3 separate regions of the Homo sapiens genome follow, and all the other regions are linked to region 1. Evidence: chromatin loops called from intact Hi-C (ENCODE). Cell type or tissue: A673. All regions are shown on one strand. Links, peaks and the distances in the headings refer to the core of each region. The heading gives the core; the rest is flanking DNA. Region 1 has its middle 29 kb from the start of ERBB4. Region 2 overlaps ERBB4 (erb-b2 receptor tyrosine kinase 4). Region 3 overlaps LOC107985978 (a long non-coding RNA gene).

The links. Peaks named below come from ENCODE experiments on the same cell type or tissue, not always from the same donor. Only the 100,000 strongest peaks of a DNase experiment are listed, where the experiment ranks them.
Region 2: it touches region 1 in a loop (4-fold over the local background); 63 of 110 quality-filtered maps call a loop at or near these places.
Region 3: it touches region 1 in a loop (5-fold over the local background); 4 of 110 quality-filtered maps call a loop at or near these places.

Annotation. Positions count from the first base shown.
Region 1 is chr2:212,563,493-212,571,833 of GRCh38, forward strand. No RefSeq gene overlaps it. Among named protein-coding and RNA genes, the nearest start is that of ERBB4, 29 kb to the left of the region's middle. In A673, for the core only: a CTCF peak has its summit at 4,333 (motif pointing left); a DNase peak (open chromatin) is centred at 4,269; H3K27ac peaks cover 2,894 bases.
Region 2 is chr2:211,450,545-211,458,885 of GRCh38, forward strand. The region is part of intron 20 of ERBB4 (erb-b2 receptor tyrosine kinase 4); the gene reads right to left. Among named protein-coding and RNA genes, the nearest start is that of CPS1-IT1, 840 kb to the left of the region's middle. In A673, for the core only: a CTCF peak has its summit at 4,874 (motif pointing right); a DNase peak (open chromatin) is centred at 4,887; H3K4me3 peaks cover 1,014 bases; H3K27ac peaks cover 2,211 bases.
Region 3 is chr2:211,030,882-211,039,222 of GRCh38, forward strand. LOC107985978 (a long non-coding RNA gene) reads left to right here. Exons shown (of 4, transcript XR_001739867.1): 2 at 1,532-1,689. Among named protein-coding and RNA genes, the nearest start is that of CPS1-IT1, 420 kb to the left of the region's middle. In A673, for the core only: CTCF peaks have their summits at 3,068 (motif pointing right) and 4,868 (motif pointing left); DNase peaks (open chromatin) are centred at 3,110 and 4,860.

The DNA.
Region 1 (8,341 bases), core at 277-8,276:
TAAATAACAACAAGGTAGTCAATTATGAGATGTTTGTGAGTCAGAGCAACTATTTTAAGAGCCCTGTGAAAAGGAAGGAAATGGACAAAAATTCTAGGCAGGAAAAGATGCAGCATTGGAAATGTATCTGACATGTTAAGATAATGACAAATGGACACCAGAAATAGAGTAGACAATTCAAATAAGGGGCCAGTGGAGCTTAGAGTGGACACTTTACCTGAGACGGATTTTGGAGTCTTGAATGTCCAACCCAGGAAAGAGAAGCATGTTGTCTGGGAATTGGGATATGACTACCTCATGATTTCACTGTGAATTTAAACAGATTGAAGGAGAACAAGGTCATTTTTCAAGGAATAATTTACAAGATTTAGCAACTGAAGGAGAGGATAATGAATAAAGAGAGTCAAAATGACACTAAGGTTTTAAGAGTGTGTGACTGGGAGAATAATGACATCTTATCTCCTTTATAAAAAATAATAAGGCCCAGGCTCAGTGGCTCACGTCTGTAATCCCAGCACTTTGGGAAACCGAGACGGGTGGATCGTCTGAGGTCAGAAGTTTGAGACCAGCCTGGCCAACATGGTGAAACCCCGTCTTTACTAAAAATACAAAAAATTAGCTGGGTGTGGTGGCGGGAGCCTGTAATCCCAGCTACTCAGGAGGCTGAGCCAGGAGAATCGCTTGAACCTGGGAGGCAGAAGTTACAGTGAGCCGAGATTGTCCCATTGCACTCCTGCATGGGCAACAAGAGCAAAACTCTGTCTCAAAAAAATAAATAAATAAATGAATAAATAAATAATAAAAATAAAAAGAAGAATATTTCCCCCAACATATACCTAACAGAAGCTTATAAGAGAAAACTCACTGAAAAATCACAGTGTAAGAATTACTATAGTCACACCTGTAATTATGTGAAACAATTGTTAATATATAAAGTTTTCAGTGAGGATCATCAGGAACACAGTGACCGCATATGTGAATTGTATTTCTGAGCATGTGTTTACTTAGCCCTCTTGTGATTAAATTTATAATTTATACATGTAATGCCAAACTTGTGCACTTATATTGAATTTTTTTAGAAAAGCATAGAAGTATTTATACTTTTCTCATTACTTTTAACGGCAAAAACCGCAATTACTTTTGCACCAACCTAATATAAGTGCTCTATGCATTTCTGAGGGTTTACTTAATTGTATAATTTTAACACTTTGGAGCACTTCAAGATTTGAAAGTTTAAAAAATACAATGATGGCTGAGCTATAATTAAGATTTCTGAGACTTACAGGAAATCCTTGTCAAACATTAAAGGAGAAATAAAATAACTCTAGGACAATGATCAAGAAGGATAGAGAATATTGAAGAAAGGAAAGAATGATTTGAGATTTAAAGAGTCTCATGCCCTAAGATCGATCACATAACAATACCAGATGTGAACAATCAGCAAGCTCAAACAAATGCAAAAGAGCAGAACTCAGGAAATAAGTATAAAACCCAGGAGCACTCCAAGACAAGGTACTGGGGACAAGAGTTAAACACATCGAGTAAAGGCAACCAGATTTAGTCAATAACTATTGATAAGATATTATAGAAGAGCATAGGTTATATTAGTTACGAAACCCAGCTTAGATTCTCAACCAAACTAACTAGTTAAGCTTTAGCAGGCCATCTAAATTTGAATAGATTTTTTAAAATGGCTTTTCCTTGGGTATAATTTAAAAGATTACACAAATTAGAAATTTCTTGTATTGAAGGTGCTCAAGGCCCAAGTTTGCCATGGATTTAGGTACAACAGACATGACAGATTGTCTACTTACTGCTGGAATATAGAAGTAGATGCCCCACCCTGTTCTAGAGATCCCAAAAGTGAACAACAAACATATACACACAGTGAAATAACTTAGGCACCGGTTGCTTAATATGAGTAAAGTATATACAAAATGACTAGATATCACCCATCTGAAAGATACTATAAATGACTGGCATCTCAAACAGGCAGATTTAAAAGCAGGGGAGTCTGGCTTTTTGATGAGCTTTATTTTATCAGTATTCCTGCTCCTGATTACAAAGCGCCTGCCGAAGTGTCTGGTATGAAGAAGACATCTAGTAAATGTTTATGTGAAACTGAGATTTGCAGAAGTAGTGAAAGTGATTATAATCTTAAAAACTAAAATTTAAAAAAAGGTTTAAGAATTATTTAGTCGCGTTTGTATAGACTGCATTTTCCCAAAGGGTCTAACAACTTGCTAAGCCTTTGTAGGGGTCATATGGAAATGAACTTGGTCACCCTTTCTGTTTTCTGACATTTGAATTGGGAGGGCTATTATAAGTGAGCTTCATAATCTCATTTCAATTCACACATCCTCAGGGCAGCTAATTTTTCTTATGCCAGCTGCCTTGTGTTTTTGTTTTAAGTCTCTAACACTAAAAGCTATCTTGTTTTTTTTCTTAAACCTCAGCCTTCTAGGGAGCCAGTTCCTTTTACAAAAGAAATTGAAAATCCAGTCTCAGTCACCCACCCTTTATTTCCCTGAGCTTTTCAAATATGATGGACAAGTTCATCTTTTATATACTTTATTTTTACTACATATTCATTTAGCCTTTTACTAATAGGAACATGCTTCAACTTCAGAGAAGAGAGAGAATGCTGGATGTTCCTTTAGAGCCTCAGAAAATTGAAGGTATTTTCAGCAGTGTGTATATGTCTGTAATAGCAAGAGGCAGACATTACCGTAGTTCACAATACTTCTCACTATAAACATTTATAGAAGTAAATAATTTGCCATCAGAATGCCAGACATTCCAGAGTATGCCAATGTTATATAGTTAAATACATTTTATTGATCAAATCAACTGAAGGTAATTTTAAATTATATGTTTTGATCTCTCGTGGCTATAATCAGAAGGTCAACGTGAAAAGAAAAATAGAGCCATGGTGGAAGGGCAGCAACAACTTCTGTATGTTTTATCACCAGCATATGGTACTTATTCCTGCTCCTGCAATAATTTAAGCACTTTGTCATTTCTACTTTCAGTTTATTTTAAGCAGCATTAATACATAAAGATCTATGCAAGTATTTTTACTGGAAGTTTCCCATATGGAGATACTAAAGAATTGAACTTAGAGTAACTATTGCTGTATTCAAGGTCAGTCTAACAACCATCACAAGAAAAGTAAAACCTACATTTTATCTAAGGGAAGAAACCAAGAGAATATTAACCTCATTGGTGGACAATATGGCATTTACCAAACACATAATCAAAAGCAATTAGTTTAAATTAACTACACATTGTTTTCAGGTATGTTGTTTACCAGATAATTCCCGTGGCCTAAATAAATCTTATTCTAAATTTTCATGATCAAAAGAAATCTAAAATCAACTATAAAATAATTGCGCTTTCTTTTGCAAATGCTCAAGTGCTATGAAAATATAATAATAATATAGGTAAAGGAAGTGCAACACCAACAAATCTCATGTCAATCGCTGTGATAAGACTTGAATCAGAAATGCAGGAAAGGTATATTTTCATTCTTTTACCTACCATAAGAAATATTTTTGCAACTTCATATGTTAAGCTGATCAGCTAAGACACAATTATATGTAGCAGAACACATCAGGAAAATAAAATAAAAGTGCTTATATAATTTACCAAATGATGTTTTTGCTTAGATGAGTGCATAATTATTAAGGCTAAGAGCCAAGTATTATATTTATTAATTGTTCACACAGCAGAATTTGTAGTCATTTCTTCTTGTTTATACTTTATAAAAATCAACCTATATTTCCTACAGTATTATTTTAAATTAATGAAAATAGTCTGTGTAATAAAATTAGTTCACAAATATTACTGTTCTTTGATGAGTGATAATTTACATTAATGTTTACAAAGTCCTTTATACAAATTTATTATACAATTTACAATAAGTAAATTCAATATCTGTAGGTTTGTATGAGGAAAATAGGTCTTGAAATATTTTTTAGAGACACAGATTAAAAACAATACAGATTTTAAATTAAACTTATAGTGTGGCACAGAGTCAAGAATAACTCCTTCATTGGGTATTCTTCATTTGTATTTCTGTGTAGCTGTTCTACTAACAGTGATTAAAAACAAACAGTTAATAAATCTTTTTCTGAAGCTGGCTTTTGAAATGATATACAATCACATTTTCTTTTGTCTTAAAAGTCTCTATTTTTTGTCTTTCATTTCCAAACTGGAGAAAGCTCTTCCTTCTTCCCAGCCCCCAACATCTAGCGTGAAAGCTCTGGGCTTGCCAAAGCTAATTCCTTTCCAAGAAAGGGTAGCACTGCCCCCTAGTGGACATACAATATACCAAAATAATTGCACAAAAGGGAGAAATAACCATAAAATTTTAAATAGAACAATTCAATAGCAAGAATTTGAATGTATTGTTGTGTCTGTTTTTTATGTTTATCTTTTTTCTTTTTTTTATTTTTGAGACAGAGTCTCACTCTGTCACACAGGTTGGAGTGTGGTGGCATGATCTCGACTCACAGCAACCTTCTGGTTTCAAGCAATTCTCCTGCCTCAGCCTCCCGAGAAGCTGGGATTACAGGCATGCGCCACTACCTCTGGCTAATTTTTTTTTTTTTTTTTTTTTGTATTTTTAGTAGAGACGGGGTTTCACCATGTTGGCCAGGCTGGTCCTGAACTCCTGGTCTCAAGTGATCCACCCACCTCAGCCTCTCAAAGGGTTGGGATTACAGGCCTGAGCCATCACACCCAACCCATGTGTCTGTTTTTAGATTTGTGCCTGTATACCATCCATTTTTCAAATAGTAATGGTCTGCATATGATGTTGGCAGTCAGCCATGATTTGTTAAAGCAAATGAAATCGAAGGGACAATGAAATTGTTTCAACTTCAGTAGAAACATAAAATACTATGTTGCTGTTGCCACTGAAGTGAGCACCAGAAGTCATTCGGATTCCCAAGGCCCACAGTTTTGTGATAACCATTTAAACCTAAACTCAAATATCCAGTCCTATACCCCCCACTACATCATGTGTCCTTGTAAGTTCTTACAGTATCATTCCTTTTCCTTCACAGTATTTGTCACAGTTTGCAATTCTATGGTGTGATAATTTGCTTAATATCTGTTTTACCCACTAACCATGTGAAGGCAGAAACTACCTCTTATGTTCACTATGATATCCTGACCACTTAGCACTGTACTTGGCACAAGAGAGGGACACTGGATATATCTGATGAATTAATAAATATGCCAGGAAATTTACTGAGAATAAAAGTGGAGTTGAGGTATACTCTAAAAGTTTAATGGTTTCATGCTAATTTCCACTTAATAAGGTGCTCCTGTAGCCATGCCACTAACAACGAAACACAAAAATAAAATCAACACACTGGCAGTTCTGTCTTTATCTACCCTTCCAGTTTTCAGCTTTCACAATCTGCTTCTCCTTGTTGGTTTTAATATCCTTTTTCTTCAACATGGCATTATGATTTAGCAATGGATCCTTTACCAGAAAGAAATGAGTATCCGGCTTATAGTCTTAGTAGTGCTATCATCGCCAGCCCATACCCTGACATCTGCACAGAGGGCCCCATATCATTACCCACCTAACTCCCTTTATGGCATCATCTCTTGTGTGAAAGGACACTCCATACCTCGATTTCCTTATAAACTTCCTGGTCTTCCATTACTTTGTCTCCTACTCCTAACGACAAATTAATTGCATTTAATGATTTAGTGGGAGATTATATATTTCCCTTAAATTAAATAATTTAATTTTAACTAGATCCTTCAGGGGATAATCACTTAAACCCTGACAGTAATTGACATGACTTTACAGAAATAGATAATATTGAGCAGGTGAGATTGTTCATCTTTGAAATCACATGTGCTCAATTTTAATTGTATGGCTGGGTCCCAAGCAACCAACAAAATCATTGTTTAACCCCAGCTAATTAGCAGTATATATTTTTTTCTCTTTTTAAAACTGGATTATTAACATGATGACTAGTGAAGTTTGTTGTGACAAGAAAGTACTACTATCACGGCTTTTCTTTGGTGATAAAAGACTTGAATACATACTTATCTATAATCTCCTTAATTGTAGCTGTTTCCCTTAAAATAAAAGATGTAGAGGGTAAACACTATGTCTTTGATAGCCTAGATGATAGATACATATATTTTTGATAATGAGATAATTAGACTTACCTGCTTATCACCAGAAGGCAGACCTAGGATCGAAGGAGAAAACAAAGGAAAGCAAATCTATGTTCAATATAATAAAATTTCTAAAACATGTTGATGTTGAAAAGACATTGATTTGTTTATGAGGTTTGATACTCCTGCAGTGTAAGTTGTTTAATTAGATATCAGATGGTCATTTCACAGGAATAAATATTGTAGAACTTATTCCTGGATTTAGTAGATTTTATGAATAGAGCCCATCGAGCTCTATTAAGGGGCTCAGACAAGTTCATCCAGACTTAGTCTCTTTCCACTTCTTGGTTCTGCTATCAAAAGTGTACATTTTATTCAGGTAAACTCTCTTAAACTTAGGTTGGCAAGATAGGTACCAACAGTATAAGTTTAACATCCAAACTTAACAGCCATTCCAGTTGAGATAGAGCTTTATTTTCCCAGCAACAGTTCGGAAATGGATCTTCATGTCTTGGTATATATAGTGACCAGAATGAATTATATGGCAAGGAAAAATATTTTGATTAACCATTCGGACCAAGAGATTACAGAAATCAGTCCCACCCAAATCACAAGGACTGAGAGTGAGGAGCAGGAAAGTTCCCCAAAAACCAGAGTATTATTAGCAAAGGGAAAAATGGAGGTTGGGCAGTCAAAAACAAAAGAATGGTTTATAGTGGGACTTTGATTTCTAAATCAAAGTAAAGATACTTTGATTTCTAAAGTATCTTTCAAGTCAAAGATTCTATGATTTACAAATTTCTTTTATTTTCTAAATGTAATTGAGATTAATACTCTCTGAGGACTTCAGATTATTTTTATTTTTGAAAAAGAATGTTTTTTTAAACCACATTTTCATTGATTTGGGATTTCTTAAAACACTCAATATCAATAAGAATGAGAATATACGTGCATCATCTTTATGAAAGAGGTCCTCTAGGTAACATTATTCCTCACATCTGAATACGCCATATTGCACTACATCTTTTGCATCTAGTAAAAATCATTTATGATATTTCTTCAAATTAGTATTTGTGTTTCTTTCATAGAAAGTCATGAATATGGTAAGAAAGAAGATGATAATATTTGGGAATTCTATTGTCCAAATAAAATCTCACTACTATTGATGACTTAAAAATCTTGTCACAAGATTCATTGGGGATGAAGTCACATGCGTTGTTTAGATTCAGAAATGCCTTCAGAAGTCTTAGGATGTTACATTGCTTGTTCAAAGACCCTTTGCCAATGAAAGAAAGCAATGATTCTGGGAAAGTTAAAGACCTCCATAACCTTCTCTGGAAACAACCCCAAATAATCATTCTAAATAATTTGGTGTTGAACACCACAGAATTGTTAATGCGTGTACGAATATTGCTACAAATTTTAGAAGGCGCTGAATTCCCTCTTAAGATAATATTCCACAAATGTAGCAAAGTGTAGGGATTGAGAGTACAGATTCTGGTGCCCAGCTGCCAAGATTCAGATCCCAGCTTTACTGCCTATTAACTGGCTGACCTCAAGCTGAGGGTGATAATGGTTGCTACCTAAAAGTAATATTATGAAGATTAAGTGAACTAATATTTATAAAACATTTATAATTACATATATCATATAAATACAACTTAAAATAGTTTTTGTTTTCCAATTCTGCTTCTGTGGTTTTCAAAGAAATATAATATAGTCATTTTATCAGTAATTAGCCCAATTTTGTCATCTTTACTGTCCCTTTAACAAATCATCACTTAATATAGGAAGTGGATATTGGAATGTGCCTTTCTCTGGGGATTAATTGTTATTATATTATGTTTTATTACATATTATATTATATTACATTATATTATATTACAGAAGACAATATATCAGGAAAAGAATATAGACCTCTAGAGAGAGAGTTTTTATTTCATGGACTTTATTGCTTCTTCAAATACGTCTGTTTTGCAGATTAGATTATTCACCGAATACTTTGTACTCAATGCTTTGAAGTATGAAAGTATAGTAATTGACCATATTCATCTTGCCATTTTGTGTGTGACTCTGATTTTATAAATACATATTCTGTCACTGAAGAATAGAAAATTCAACAAATGCAATTTTGCAGCAAGAAAATATGTTTTTAAAATTAGATGCCATTGTTAAATGAAGAAAGTATCATTTT
Region 2 (8,341 bases), core at 15-8,014, 1.1 Mb before region 1:
TGAAAGAAATTTAAAAGCTACTATCAACATTACTTAATGTCAAATAAAATAGGAGCATGAGAGAGAGGAAGAAACAAGGATAACTTCAGTTAGTGCTACTGATTGGATGGTGATATATGCAGGACTAATGTTTATATTATTCAGGTTTCAGTTTAAATATTATGTCCTCGGAGAGGCCTTCTCCAACTGTTTGAATTAAAGTATCATCCACCCCTCCATAAGTCTCTAAACCCTTACCCTGCTTTATTTTTCATCAGAGCACTTATGACTACCTGACAACATATAGGCATGCTGTTACTTACCTGTTGTCTGTTTCACTGACTACAGTGAAGGCACCACGAGGAGAAAGAATTTATCACTCATATTCATGCTGTATTCTCTACCCTTTAGAACAGTGCCTTGCATATCGTAAGTGGATAATCAATATTTACTAAAGGAATAAGTGCATGAACATGAAGGCTGTCAGAATATGTACGATAGTTAAGATCGTGGATCTGGGTGAAATCTTTCACAGAGATGAAAGTGAAGAAACACACGTAAGCAATAAACAAAAGAAAAACTCACAGGGACAAAACTGAGATGACAAAGTTAGGGGCATGGAAGAAGGCCCAGCAAAGAGCAGTGCAGCAGAAATCCAGAGTTTCAAATATGGAATGACTGTCAATGTCAAATGCAAAATGCTAGAATGGCATTGTAAGAAGAGGACTGAAAAAATGCCATTAGGATTGGCATTTAGGAGGTCATTAGTGATGTTGTTGATAAAAGTTTCACTTAAGCATTCAGGACGGAAGTCTGAATAGTAGTTTGGACAGGAAATTGGAGATGAAAAAGGAAAACAGTATTTGTAGACTATTCTTTCAAGAGGTATGTCTGTGAAAAAATGAAGGGAGACAGGGAACTAGCGAGGAATTAAGGGAGGCAGGATGTAGAAAGAAATATTATATAAGGATTGATACAGAATCCAGAAATATTTCTCAATGGTGGTCATGAGAATTTGGTCAAGAACCTAACAAAAAACAAAAAGAAAGCCCAACTATTCCTAGCTAGGGAAGTGGTGGGGAGGGAACAGCAAGGGGAGGAAAGGGGAAATAGAAAGCCCTAGCATATGAGCTAAGCTACAGTGAACTGGTATAAACAACAAGGTCAAGGTAAATGCAACCTCTGGCAGACCTTCCAATAAGAAGGGTCAGTAAAATTGTTTATTCCTGTAGGCTAACATAAAGAACAAGTTTTAGACTACTTAAGGCTGTATAAAAGGATCCTGTCTCAAAACCAGACTTTGAAATAGTTTTCTTAATAGTTCCAAGTAATTTGTCATGCCTAGCTCAAGTGCTGGGCAAATAGCAGGTACTCGAAAGTATTAGATACTGGAAATATCAAGTTATCAGGAGTAAACTTCTATTAAACTTGGCTTGTTTTGTCTTATCATCACCATCACATTTCACTGCGAGTAGAAATTTTAGAAAAATCTCTTTTTCATTTGTAATTATTTTGAAGTGACATTCCTTCCAAGAAATAGCTTTCCTCCTATATATCCAGCACTCATACACTGCACCTGATTTGAAGATGAACAAATATATTTCTGCTTAAGAATTTTTGATTTCTGTCTCAGATAATACATTTGTAATAAAAATAAACACTATTTTTTTTTGAGATGGAGTCTCGCTCTGTTGCCCAGGCTGGAGTGCAATGGCGCGATCTCGGCTCACTGCAACCTCTGCCTCCCGGGTTCAAGCGATTCTCCTGCCTCAGCCTCCTGAGTAGCTGGGATTACAGGCACGTGCTATCACGCCCGGCTAATTTTTGTATTTTTAGTAGAGACAGGGTTTCACCATGTTGGACAGGCTGGTCTCGAACTCCTGACCTTGTGATCCACCCACCTCGGCCTCTCAAAGTGCTGGGATTACAGGCGTGAGCCACCGCCCCCAGCCAATAAACTCTATTTCTAAATGCACCCTATTTCTTACCATTTTCTTCAAAATCACTATGTATACTCTTTCAGTTATTACCCCATATGTCCTTTAATGGATGAATTAAATATTGATACACTAAAAAAAATTAAAATAGCTCTGTTACCAACTATCTCAACCTCTATCAAATTATCTATATTGATATTGGCCAAAATAATATTGATATATAAATATTACCAGATAATTTCTTTGAAAATCTTCTTCAGGTCTATACATTTCATAGTATAGAACCTTAATTACATTTCAAAGACACCACACTAGTTAGGCACTTCACTGGGTTTTACCTGAAATATCAGTGTCATGTTAAATAATTGATTCTAATAATAGTTTATTATTGAATATCAAACAATTGAAATCAACATAAAATTTGTGCAGTAAAGTATGTGTGATTCCATCTCAACAAAACGATAAATAATTAGTCTCTCAGAGTGTTTTAATATAGTTAGAAAGAAGCCATTGAAAACTGAATTATAGGACTTTTTCCTTCCTTTTTAGTATATTGAACTCACACAAGTCACCTTTAATTTCTTTTCTCTACTACCAGATTGCAAGGAGAAAATTCGAAGCCTAGCTTCTCAAGGATTTGCTGTTTCTTTATTAATTGTTATATGTGCGTTTCATTCAAAGTACTAGGTAATGCTTTCAGCAATGAAATGGTAACACCTCAAGAAAAGGGTAAATTAACATCTGATTAAATAAAATTCATATGCTCTCATTTAGTAAGAGTGCAATTAAATTCATGTCTTTAAAGTTTAAGTTATCTCAAGTCTTAAGCTCATTTTAAAAGTATAATAAAAATACTAAAATAGTAGATATTACTCAGGGTCACTACGTAACACAACTCCACAGAGCATTATTTACACAAAAATTTTGGTTTATTTAATTTCATCATGCTTAAAACCCCGCTTTAAATTTTTTTGATGTTCCTCTTTTTATACTGTAGTACTATTTAATATCTTCACTAATGAATTATCATTTTAAAAAGAGGAAGAGAGAAAGGAAAATGAAACAGCACATAACATGTACAATGTGCTTTTGACTACATGCACTAGACATATTTTCAAATGAAAATCTCTAATGTTTTCTTAAATCCATTTCATAGCATTAGAGTGCTTTGGATCGTAACTCCATAGACATGTGTTATAAATCAATACTATTATCTCATTCACAAGTCTGTAGCAGACAGGCAGACGTGGATCCCAGGATAATAGACGTATTTGGTGTTAGATCAGGCTGACATTAAAAAACGTGTCTATGGAATCTAAACAATAGATTCACTTGCTGTTTTGTAGAAAGTTGTTTGTTTTAACATACTTATACCTCTCATTTCACAAAATGCACTAGCACTGCTTCAGAAACCTGTCTAGGAAAAAATACTAAGCTACTAAAATTTAATAGTAGTTTTAGGAATAGTAAAAATACAGAAACTGTATATATTGTCATAAATGGAGAAAGTCCAATGTTCAATCAACTACATAAATCTAATTTTCATGAGAGTACAAAGGTATCCAAATGTCTCTGGAAAAAAATTGCAAATAAATCCCCAGATACGTAGCTATAATTGTACTGTATAGATTCCCTATGCTCCACAACTAGTAAGATACATTCTATCAGTTTTTTCTTATGAAGCTAACGTTGTGATTAACATTAGAATAAGTCAAGCCCTTTTCTTTTGCACCAATCTAATATTTGTATTAAAATTATGTATTGACTAAATATGTGGAATATCTTCCATTAAGAATATTTGTAACCTGAGAACACTTTGGTAGAGAATATAAATTATAACCTATTAATCCTTAAGAGCTTATAAATAAAAGCTTAGAGGCATCAATCAGTAGGATGTTGTTGTTATATTTAAGACATCACAAAATTGAAAATAAATTCAGTTTAGTCTAAATCCATGTATTCTCTGACTCTATGCTTTACACTTCTTAGATAACATTTTGAATGCAGCATTAAGAAAATCAGGCACCCAATTGCACTGATGCTAGAGACCCTCAAACATTAAGACTGCTAGAGCAAATGCATTTCTCTCTCTCTCTCTCTTTAAAGTAATTTAGGGGTTTTTAAGGTGATGTGAGTTAATGAAGGAAACCAGAATTTTAAAGAGTACAAGTGACAAGAAAAAGTAACAGAAGATGTCAGTCAGGGGGTTATTGGTTTAATTTTTAACTTTACATCTCCTATTCCCTGTTTTAATTGGGATGATTGTAATTGATGTTATTTAGTGTCTGGAAAGAGAGAACCATGAGAGCTCCATTAGCCTTCTTGGGATAACAAGCAAAGGTAATAACTTTTCCTATTAAGCAAACAAAGACTGTGGCCAACTCTCATTTGGCTTGTCAGTGCCTCCCCGCCAGGACGGTTCTGCCTCCTCACTTGTGTAAGGAGCCGGCTGGCTGGCCGGCACACAGGATGTGCTGTCAATATTGCCTGGCGAGTTTTAAAATCATTTTCCAAATGAAACCCTTTAAAAATTCTATGAACCATTCTTTTGCTGAATGTATCAGTCTTTTGCTACTTACAACAAAGAATGTGCTTTATCTTCAACGGTGCTTCTCTGTCTTTAGTGTCCGTTTTATTTCTGTCCCCAATAAAATTCATTAGCACAGTAGAACAGAAATTACTCTGTTTTAATATGATCATCTATTTCAATAGAAAATGCTCTTACACACAGATGGCTTACATTTTTTGAGTGTGTGAAACACAAAATTTAGCATTGCATAATCTACTAACTGCAAGTCTCTGATGGACTTATAATTATGATTTCCTACTAGCTGATTTGAGAAGTTATTTCTGTAGGGAGTTCAGTGGACTTCTTATTTGGATGTCATAAATACTTAAATATTCATTTTCCATGAGTTGCCAGGGACAATGGGTTCCCAGCAGTGCTAAACAGCTCTCTGAACAGTAGGTGGCAGCACTGTTCAGCTGCCTTTTGTTTGGTTTTATTTTGCCAATTGAAATCAGTTCCTTCACCATTAGAACAAGGGGAAAAAAGGGAAAAGCTTCAAATGTCTATATGCTTACATATAAAACCCACATAAATCTCTCATAATTTGGGAGTGCAAATTAAAATGATTACTTAAGAATCAAAATGACAAAACAGTTCATATTATGTTTTCTCCCTTAGCTTGTTCTATGTGATTGCTTACTTTTAATTTTGCCTGTTTTTCACTATTTGAAGGAAAAAATTACAAACATAAAATATGTCCACAAGTGAAGTACTCTGCACTTAAGTACTTCTACATCCATAGTTGCTGCCAGTTTCAAGAGAGAGCTTCTTCGTGTCCTCTCAAATGCTCCACAATTTATACCTAATTTTATCAGTTCCAGGAGTAATAAATTGATACCTAATTTTATCAGTCCCAGGAGTAATAAATTTTCCTCTTTCTAAAGAGTAGCCAGAAGTCTCAGCCAGTTCACAGCGTAAAGTTTCCACTTCTTGAAGATTCAGGCATTAAGTATGTGATAATTTGGTCATTTTACTTAGTATCACATACTGACATACATATACAGGGTTTTGCATGTGCACCCGAACATACAAACTTATTGTGTATTGACTGATGAGGAGCCTGAGTGTGTGAAGCCACCTATGATAATGAGGAATTTGAAGTCTGTTTTATTCAAGTCTACTGTTTTTTCATTTGTTAACTAAGTGATCCCGATAACTACCTCACAGATTTGAAGTGAGAAATGAATGGGGCACAGTATATAAGGCATTCTGTAAAAGCAATAATCCCGTTGTTTTATTATTCTATGTCTGTGTTTTTGCTAGACAGTACAATGTAAGGACAAACAATGTAAGGATATAATATACAATCTTATATCCCCAGCACTTGGCACAGTATCATGCAAACTTTAGGCACTCAGATATACTTCTGAATCAATGAATAATTGCAAATTTTCGAAACATAATGAGTTTATAATATAAATCAAGCTGGTTAATTTATTGAAGTAAATCCAAATACCCACTCATTTATTCAACATTCAAAGAGGTCCTCATTACTCTGAGCTCAAATTCTAGCAGATGAGGTGGATGTATTAAATATATATACATATATACGTATGCAAAATTTATATAAATATATGCCAGTGCTTTAGTCCAGTGGTTCCCAACATTTTAGGATCCAGGGACTGGTTCGTGGAAGACAATTTTTCCATGGATGTGGGAGGAGGGGAGAGGGATAGTTTTGGGAAAAAACTGTCCCAACTCAGGTCATCAGATATTAGATTCTCACAAGCAGTGCACAACTTAGATCCCTCGCATGCACAGTTCACAATAGGGATCCCACTCCTATGAGAATCTAATGCTGCTGCTGATCTGACAGGAGGTGGAGCGCAGGCAGTAATGCTCACTTGCAGCCCCCTTCACCTTCTGCTCTGCGGCCTGTATGGCTCTGTGGTCCTGGGGTTGGGGACCCCTGCTTTAGTCTATATGTGAAACATTGACATAAACTCATAAAAGTGACAATTTATATATGATACTTTGTTATTTATGAAGCACTTATAAATATACAAATTATCCCATTTAATCTTTTTAACAACTATTCAGTTAGAAATATTTAATACTGAGCAACCTGAGACTTAAGAGTTTAAGATTCTTAATTAAGATGGACTCGCTCTAAATCATCACCTCTTCACACTATACCATGTGAAAAGAACCCACAGGAGTAATCAGTTCTTGTGATGCACGGCCAATACATTATGGTTACATTAAGCCTGTACAGTATTCCTAGATTAAATGGTTTGAAATTATCTATTTAAAAATAATTACTTCTTTATAGATGTTAGTTTCCCCTTCAGTGTAATAGATATATTTATGCTCTATAAACTAAATTCCTCTACTCATCTATCTTGCATTGTACATTTGATGAAGTATCATATGTGTTAGTCATTGTAGTGACAGGCAGAAAGAAGCAATCATGTTTATTATCATTCCAAGACTCTCATTGAGGAATAGCACAAAAGCTCCAACTGCCACTTATCCTAGAGAGGTAGCAATATGTAAACATCGAACACTCAAGGTTAGAGCTGAGCCTTGAATATGAGCTGGTAGGGCTGAGGCCTTCACTTGAGTCAACAACTGCACTTGAATTTTGCACAGGGAGATGAGGGTCGTGGAGGAAGAACTCTTACATCATGCATGCCTAACCCACAAGGTTAAGGATAAACTGACAAGGAAAGTGATGTGGATTCTTCCTGCTTGTAATCCTCAACTATAAAGGCATTGCAAGAGTTAGATACATTCAAGGATGATGGGATTGTTATGATTTGGATTTTTATCCTAACTTTCTTCTATTGAGACTATTTCAACTATTACCACAGCCTTTCATGCAACTGCTAGAGACCAAACCACAGGTTAGAGGAACCGCTGGTCCACTGTGGGTATCACGTTAACTCACAAAATTGCATACCATTCATGTGCTACTTCAGATCCTTTTGTCTCACCTGTTTCTTGGGGCTTTGCTACTTTTTGATTTTGGCAACCACTTGCACTGACCAGGTCTTGTGGGCTCCAATCAGTGCAATAGATATATTTGTGCTTTATAAACTAAATTCCTCCACTATAGTGATATATCCATAGATATATCACTCTATATATCTTTCATTCTTACCTCCTGCTCTGGGGATTCCCTGTTGACACTGAGGTCACAACACTTGCCCAGCAACCATGCACATGCAACCTGGAAGAGAGGGGAGCTAGCCTACTGTACAATGAGCCTTTGACCAATGAGAGACAAGACAATGAATAATTTTTTTTTTTTTTTGAGACAATGTCTTGCTCTGTCACCAGGCTGGAGTGCAGTGGTGTGATCTCAGCTCACTGCAACCTCCGCCTCCCGGGTTCAAGTGATCCCCCTGCCTCAGCCTCCCAAGTAGCTGGGATTACAGGCACGTGCCATCACGCACGGCTAATTTTTTGTATTTTAGTAGAGATGGGTTTTCACCATGTTGGCCGAGATGGTCTCGATCTCCTGACCTTGTGATCCACCCACCTCAGCCTCCCAAAGTGCTGGGATTACAGGCGCGATCCACCACGCCTGGCCAACACTAAATAAACTCTTATACCTTTCTCCCTTCAAAAAACCTTTTCTGAGATGCAATTATTCAGATGACAAAAAAATTGTCCCAAGAGATGAGCAAAGCTTTCCCTGACTTCTGTTTTCTTGATATCGTACTCCATTAAAAAGGAAATAACACAGGTGCTTTTGCCTCAAGCTTTGCTTTCAGGGGAATCCAGGCTAAAACACACACTACTAACACAAATAGAAAATCCACATCAAATACACAATGAAATCCTTCAGCCATCACCAATACTTCCTGAATCTCCTGCAAACACTGAAATGAGCAAAGTCATAGTTTTCTGC
Region 3 (8,341 bases), core at 307-8,306, 1.5 Mb before region 1:
ATCAATTTTATATATCATTATTTGATAATTTTGTGATATTATACTATTTCCAACAGTTATTTATTTGAAAATACCCTGTTAAATATTACAATGTGTGTTAACTGTACACTCTTTTAAAACTGATTTAACTCAAATTAAATATGCAATGATGACCTCACTCCTAGGAATGATATGACCCTGGGTGGCATTCGGTTTGTCAGGTATTTCTAATCAAAAAATGGTTTTGCTTTTTGAAATATTGCTCTTCAGGACACAAAGATAGTGGAGAGAGCTCTGGGTGACTGAGGACTGAGCTCATTGCCACCTTCACCATTTCATGGAAACCTGCTTTCCCTTCCTCTGCCCCCTAATCACTGGCACCACCATCCACCAAAGGCAGGACTCCTAAGTCAGCTTGCATTTATTTCTCCTTTGTACTCACATCTATCACCCTATTGATCCCTACACACTGCTTTATTATATGTTCTCTACATATCTGGGAGTGCTGCTCTCCTTGTCTTAACCTCGACTGCTGATTTTTATTGTGGCTTCCTCATATTTCAACTAAATTATAGCAATAGCTCCCTAAGAGGTCCCTGCTTCAAGTTCTAATGAGTCCATCCTCTATGATACTGTGGGAGAAAGAGAGATTTTTCTAAACTGCAGTCTGCACCTGTCACTCAATTCTTAAATTCCTTTAGTTGGTTCTACATCATTTTGACAATTAAAGCCAGACAACTGATATGACATACAAAACCTTAGTCATTTTGGTATGACTTTACTTAAAACTATATTTTATTTTATTTTTTTCTGTTCCAGCATTACTTCTCATTCTTCATTCTATCTTTCTCAGATAGGCATCCTTCATAATTGCAATAATATTGATGTTGCTGTCAATCACAATGTTCTTTTTTTTCTTAGCCAAGCCATGAACACATGACGTAAGACAGATCAACCAGAGACTTCCCTAGAATCTGAATTTTAGGTGGCTATGTTAAACAATTAGCATGTCTGTGCATTAATCATGTCTCTTTGCATTGAGCATGCTTTTATTCTTAATGAAATCTCTCATCTCCACGCTTCAATGCAAATATTACCTTTTTGGAAGCTTTTTAAACTCCACCATTCTGAGATAGAGACGTTTCATTTTTACTTTTATGCACTTAAATCTCTGCAATTATATTTTTGCCTATATGCACATATTCTCCTGTAAAAATGTTAGCTGCTTGAAAGCAGGTGGTAATAGAAATACAAAGGAATTGAAGAAAGAACATGAACTCAGTGGCAAATTAGATAAATTAGAAGAAAACAAAGAAAAGGATGTAGAAAAATACAGTGTGCTAAAGGATTCTAGTAAATGCAGCAAACCATAGCCATTGTCTTCCACAATAGGGAGGTACTTTTGGAGAAAGCATGTCTGGTAGTCATTAATATTGTTTATCAACTATCTCTAGGTTGTTCCCCGCCAGGCATGTGAAAGGACTGTATTTCCTAGGCATCAAGTAATTTTGGCCAAACTGTTTTGAACAGAACTTTTTTATGATGCTTCTAGGCCGGAGCATGTAATTGCTGGAGTGGGATCCTTCATGGATTTCTCTTATCCTGGCATTGACAATGATAGAAGAGGAGGCCCCTCCTTCTACCTGGGTAACTGTGATTAACAGACACAGAATGGACGTGTGCTGAGAAAGAAATCGTTGCTATGTTAAGGTGAGATTTTGGAGTTCTTTGTTAGCACAGCATACTCTACCCTATCCTGGTTTTGCCTGACTAAAACCAAGTGAATAGAAACAGGATAGCCAATTTGAACATACCTTTACTCTTAGTGAAATAATCTCTCATCTCTGCACTTCAAAACAAATATTACCTTTTTGGAACCTTTCTAAACTCTTCCATTCTGAGATAGAGACATTCCATTTGTACTTTCATACACTTAAATCTCTGTATTACATCTTTGATTATATGCCTGTATTCTCCTGTTTGCAATTATATTATTCAAACCACTAGCACTAAAGCGCTTGATCAGAAATACAAAAGAACTAAGAAGAATAAATAAAATCACCAACTTTAAGCTAGAAATCTTTATTAGTAGTAAAAATCAATAAATCTGATATTAATTGTATCTGTGTTTGATATATTCCAAGCATCATTAGTTATTCTATGCCCCATTGAGATGCTGCTTCTTTAGCCTCTGGCTGCAGAAAACTCCACAGACATTCACAGCCCTTAGGCTGTCCTGTCTATTGTAAAGAGGAGTCATTTCATGCACAGATTGTGTGTACAAAGGGAATCATACGTTGTTTTGGGGGACAAGGCAAAAGGAGGATGACAGCAAAAGAACACGAGAAAAAGAAAATGTGTGATTTTGTTCACATTCTTCCCAACCATATGCATATATATATAGATAGATATATACCCACCAAAATGTTGGGGATAAATCAGGGAAATTAATCTACAATGTGGCATTTCGCTCATCAACAAAACAGTAAGAAAGGTGTTTTTTGACAGGAGTTTGTAAAATACAGTTCTGATCCATCCTCTAATGATATCACATGAGAAGCTTCACAAAGCTCTCATAAGAGGCCTTCCTTGTTAAAGGGGGTTGGCAAAGTGCTACTAATTATATGTGTGGTACACAAAGCAGTGTAGACATTGAATTAATGCTTGAACAAACGCAATGTCTGAAAAATTAATGTCTCAAAGCAGAATTGTCCAGCATTAAGTAGTTCAGAATACAACAGATAAATGTAGATAAATGCAGCAATTATGTAATGTACTGATTTTCTCAAATTCTTTGTATTTCTAGATAAGCACAACAAAGCCACCTGATTACAGTGAACAGATTACTAGGAAGTCGAAGACTGTTTCTGCATCTGGGGGCTGTAATTAGATCTCCTGGTTTATTTCCAACCAGGCAATTTTATGCTAGTGGTTTGAATAATGCAGTTGCAAAATTAAAGTATCACTAAAAGAAAATGAAATATTTTAATATTGATATACATTCATTTTAATAAACACTGTGACAGAAACATTATACATCATCAATATTGCTGATTGATTTAGAACCTTAATCCCATCCTAGTCAGCTGGTAATATCTACCACCAGAGGGCAGAGAGTGAATGCTAATGATGTAATGTGTGTTATCCCATCCAGGGTAATCCTATTCTAGTGGCATTCTCTAAGTAAATCTCAGAGTATTATCATTAAGAGGGTTCTCTTGTCACAGACACAACCACCACAATCTCATTTTCTCTCCTAAACTATTCGGCTCAGATCGCTTAATTTTTCCACCCATATCCTTTCAAGATAACAGAAATACTTCTGCATTAATCCTTGTCCTTAGTCTTTCAGTCAAGAACAGTGAAGATAAAAAATATGCACAAATAAAATACTATTTGTTGGTTCTGTATATAGGAAGAATGAAAGGGAATATTTTTGTAATTGCAGTATGCTCTATTGAATTTGGAGTATAGATTAATAGATTTTTCAGTAAATTTATTGTTATAACCAGTAAGCATTTTCATTCTATTTGGAGAAAAACTAATTTCACCCAAAATTTTTGAATCCAGGTTCCAATCAGTTCTAAACACGTTTGATGGCATGAAATTTCAATTTATTATATGACAAAACAAAAATATGTATATGCATCTTGTAAATGAGTTACATATATAAAAACTCCATCAATGACTCTTCCATTTTAAAATAGGAATTATGTGTCTTAGTGCTAAAAACTTAAATGAGTTTTCTCAAACTATTTTATTTATTATTGACTATGACCATCATATAGAATACCAGTGTAAATTGGATACTTCATAAATAGTGATTTACAGTTCATCGTATGCTGGAACTCAAGAACATTTTTCATAAGTTGGCTTTATTGTTTTCTGGACAAGGATTGTTCTTGCTTAGCATGACCTTGGTTCAGGTGATGAATTCTATTATAGAGCCAAAGAAGTTTATGTTTTTTTATCTCCTTTTCATCATTGTTTGGCTCTACGAAGATTAGATAATGCATGCTCTCTGGAAGATGTTGAATGCACATGAAATCATTATGTGAACACACTGCCAGTCTTAAAGCTGAAAATTATTTTGAATAGTGGATTTCAGAGCTGATCAACTTGGCTTGGTCTCCTTTTTCAACCTTAAAAGTTAGCATTTAGTGAATGAATATCACTAACTAATGTAAAGGTAAATGCCAACCAGATTGTGTTGTCTCTCAAGGATGGCCCATCTCATATATCCTCACATATAGAATACAAGTGCAGTGTTAGGGAAGAATTCAATTTTTCTGTGCTGCTATTTTACAGAATTTATTTTATTAGAGATCCAGTCCACTATTCTTCCTGCCAATTTTCCTATAAAGTCTGATGAGATCACCTAACTAAAAATTATTAGAAGCACTAAATTTGCTTTGAAAATAATAGTCACACAGAATTATTACTCTACTTAATCTTTGAATATAATGCTCTTATTCTTTTGTGTTCTAATAAACTTGGAAAATGATTATTCTTACAAGTTAACAAAATACTTAAAAGCTTACTAAGCATCTACAACATTCTAAGAACTATGTCAAGCCCTTCAGTTTTATTTTATTATTTGTCCTATGTTACTGATGGGGAAATTGAGAACTAGAAAAATACCTTTGCCTTCTGCCAGATCTTCTGATTGGAAGTGTTAAGTGCCCATGCCAGTTTCATTTTGTTAGATGAAGCAGATCTCATGGCCCAACCTGTCATCACTAGAATAGGAAGTCTTTCCAGAACCATCTCATCAGGGAGATGCAACAAATGTTTTGATATAAAAACATCTATGACCAATGCAATCATGTATCAGCAAATGCAATTAGAGATGATAGGAAAGGGCACACTATACTGCCTCCTGGTGGTTGTGAAACTTTCAGAGAGAAAGCTATGCATAAATTAAAAAGGACCTTTCAGGAAATGTAAACAGATAAAGACATGATACGAAAATGCCAGCTGTATTTGGGGAAGAATAAGCAGATCAGTTTGAGCGTAGACTTGTCTCTGAGGTAGTGATAGGAAATGTGGCGAAAAGTACATTTTGTGCCATGCTAAGAAGTTTTTACTCCATCCTTTAGGCAGTGTGTGTGTATGTGTGTGTGTCAGCAGGGGAGGTAAAAGAATCAGGAGTCTTAAAACTCCACAGCAATGAGAAGGTTTGAACTGGGTTCAAGATTGGCCAAGTGCAGTGGCAAATGCCTGTGATCCCAGCACTTTGGGAGGCTGAGGCAGTTGGATTATTTGAGATCAGGAGTTTGAGACCGGCCTGGTCAAAATGGTGAAACCCCATCCCCACTAAAAATACAAAATTAGCCAGGTAATTGGTAATTTTGGTAGCGGGCCTGTAATCCCAGCTATTCGGGAGGGTGAGGCAGGAGAATCGCTTGAACCTGGGAGACAAAGGTTGCAGTGAGCCGAGATGGTGCCACTGCACTTCATCCTGGGCAATGGCAAAACTCCATCTCAAAAAAAAAAAAAAAAAATCTGGCAGCAGTGGGTGGGGGTGAGGGAGGGCTTGGGGGTAAGGGTAGAAAGAGAAGGGAGTAGGCAACATCTACGGCAATCAATCCTCTTGGTGTCCATTGCACAGTCCAGGCAATGGCTTTACCAAGATGTGGAGGGTAGAGGGATAGACAATACTCAAGGGAGTTTTAGGCTCAAATAAGTACATGTTAATATGGTAATTCTTCCTTCAAATAGAAATACCTTAAATACAAACTGAAGTTTTGCAAAGCAAAATGAAGATGTTTTTTAAACAGTGTGCTTATTGAAAGTAACAACTTGGGCATAGTATTTTTCTTCTGACATGCATTACAAAAGGGACTCACACAGGTCGATTTTATAGGCAAAAGCTGGACAATGAAATACTGACTTGGCTTATATAAATAGTTTGAACTGAACTTAACCTTATGAGAAGAACAGGGGCAAAGATTATAGGTGATTGTAATTTTTGTAAGTAGTTAAAATGAAAAGATTTTTGAAGGCTTTTTCAAGTAAGGAAATTGTACAAGATAAAACAAGAAACAAAATCCCATTTCCTCAGAAATACGCTAACTATTATGCAATATCTAAAAGAAAAATATAAGCGTTGATGCTTTTCTCTCAAGTTGTCTTGTTTGTGGGTAATATTTTTCTTTTCCTGTGAAAATCTGGAAACCCAAGTTGTTTGTACTACTCACATACAAAAAACCTTCCACTTATATCTTTAAGGAGTAAATGTGTTTTATCCTTTCTTTTCTTGTCCCTGTGGTTTATTTCCAATATTCTTTATTTTTAAGAAATGCTTGAAGTGCTTCGTCTGGTACTTGATTTAGTTTCTGGTGAACTTGCATAGAGTATTATGATCTATTCAAGTGTATATTATCTATTCAATTCACACAATGGAATTGGAATAACTCAGTAGTCACTTGCATGCATATATTTAACTAGAAGTTCCAAATTTCCTATATTTAAATCTTAGGAGAATCATTTCGTATGATTAAAATACATTGTTTAAAAGCACCTTTTAAAATCTCAAAAATGACTCAGTTCCAAATTCTCTAACTTGTACCTTTCTATTTGAAGCTACATTTTTCTATTTAGGATCTCATGCTGTTTCCAAATCAATACAAGTTTCTGGCAAAAATACACTCTGCCATCAAAATAAGAAGTGTATGTTTTACTTTTTCTTTGTAAAATTTGGTATAATATCAGTAGCATGTTATAGAAGTGAGTAAGGTTTACTTGATGTGACTAGTTATTGAATTTGAAATGTTTACATTGGTATAAAATTTGAGTATTTGAAACCTTCGTTAAAAATTAAACAATTTTGACTCAAAGATACATTACTGAAAGCTCAAAATTTTGTTTATACCTTATTTATGTGTATTTTACTTATTGTAATAATAGAATGGTTTAGCTTATTTTTTCTGGAGACTAATACTGGGAGTCTATGGCCAAGTTTCTGATAAGAGAGATGATTTGGAAGATGTATAATCAACAGTGATATGAACGTGTGCTATCTGTTAGGGGTGTCATCTATGTCAGGCACTATAGGAGGCATGTGTGGTTTTCTTTTATTTAATACTCTCAACAGCCTGGCAAAGTAGACATTGTCATCCCCATTTTATTGATGTGTAAACTAAAATTGTAAAGGAGTCACAAATAATTTCAAGTTCACTCAGCTAGTAAATAACAGAACAAGGAATCAAACCCAGATATTACTCTTCAATATGAAAGGTAGTATGAAAAAACTACCTATTCTGTTCTACTATGGGTTGAAAGGAGGCATTAGAGGATCGGGCTAATACATACTGTGGAAATGGGGTGTCCATATAAAGCTGCAGTTTTCTTCAGAGAAGTTGCCCAGTACCCTTTTTCTGGGTGGATACTCTATATAAGGATAGTGAAGCTGGAAACTGAGGAAAGAGGCAACAGCAAAGGGGAATCTCTGATCAAATGCTTCCTTATTGAACATATAGTCCCACTTAGAAGAACTACCGTAGCCCAATCAAGACTTAAACTGCAAGGATTCCCTTACTAATATTTTGGCATATCTAGAAAATGTACCCACAAATGATGGGAACTAACAAGATTACAGTTTAAAACTGAGGAATAAGCCCTAGACTCTGGTAAAATGATGAATTAGATGATTTTTTTTAAAAGAGGCCCTTATAAGAGGCCCATGGTACTGGTACCAAAACAGATATATAGACCAATGGAACAGAACAGAGCCTCAGAAATAACACCACACATCTACAACCATCTGATCTTTGATAAACCTGACAAAAACAAGAAATGGGGAAAGAATTCCCTATTTAATAGGGAAAACCTAGGCAATACCATTCAGGACGTAGGCATGGGCAAAGACTTTATGACTAAAACACCAAAAGCAATGGCAACAAAATCCAATATAGACAAATGGGATCCAATTAAACTAAAGAGTTTCTGCATGGCAAAAGAAACTACCATCAGAATGAACAGGCACCTGCAGAATGGGAGAAAATTTTTGCAATCTACCCATCTGACAAAGGGCTAATATCCAGAATCTACAAAGAACTTAAACAAATTTACAAGAAAAAAAACAACCCCATCAAAAAGTGGGCAAAGGATATGAACAAACACTTCTCAAAAGAAGACATTTATGAAGCCAACAGACACATGAAAAAATGTTAATCATTACTTGTCATCAGAGAAATGCAAATCAAAACCACAATGAGATACCATCTCACACCAGTTAGAATGGCGATCATTAAAAAGTCAGGAAACAACAGATGCTGGAGAGGATGTGAAGAAATAGGTACGCTTTTACACTGTCAGTGGGAGTGTAAATTAGTTCAACCATTGTGGAAGACAGTGTGGC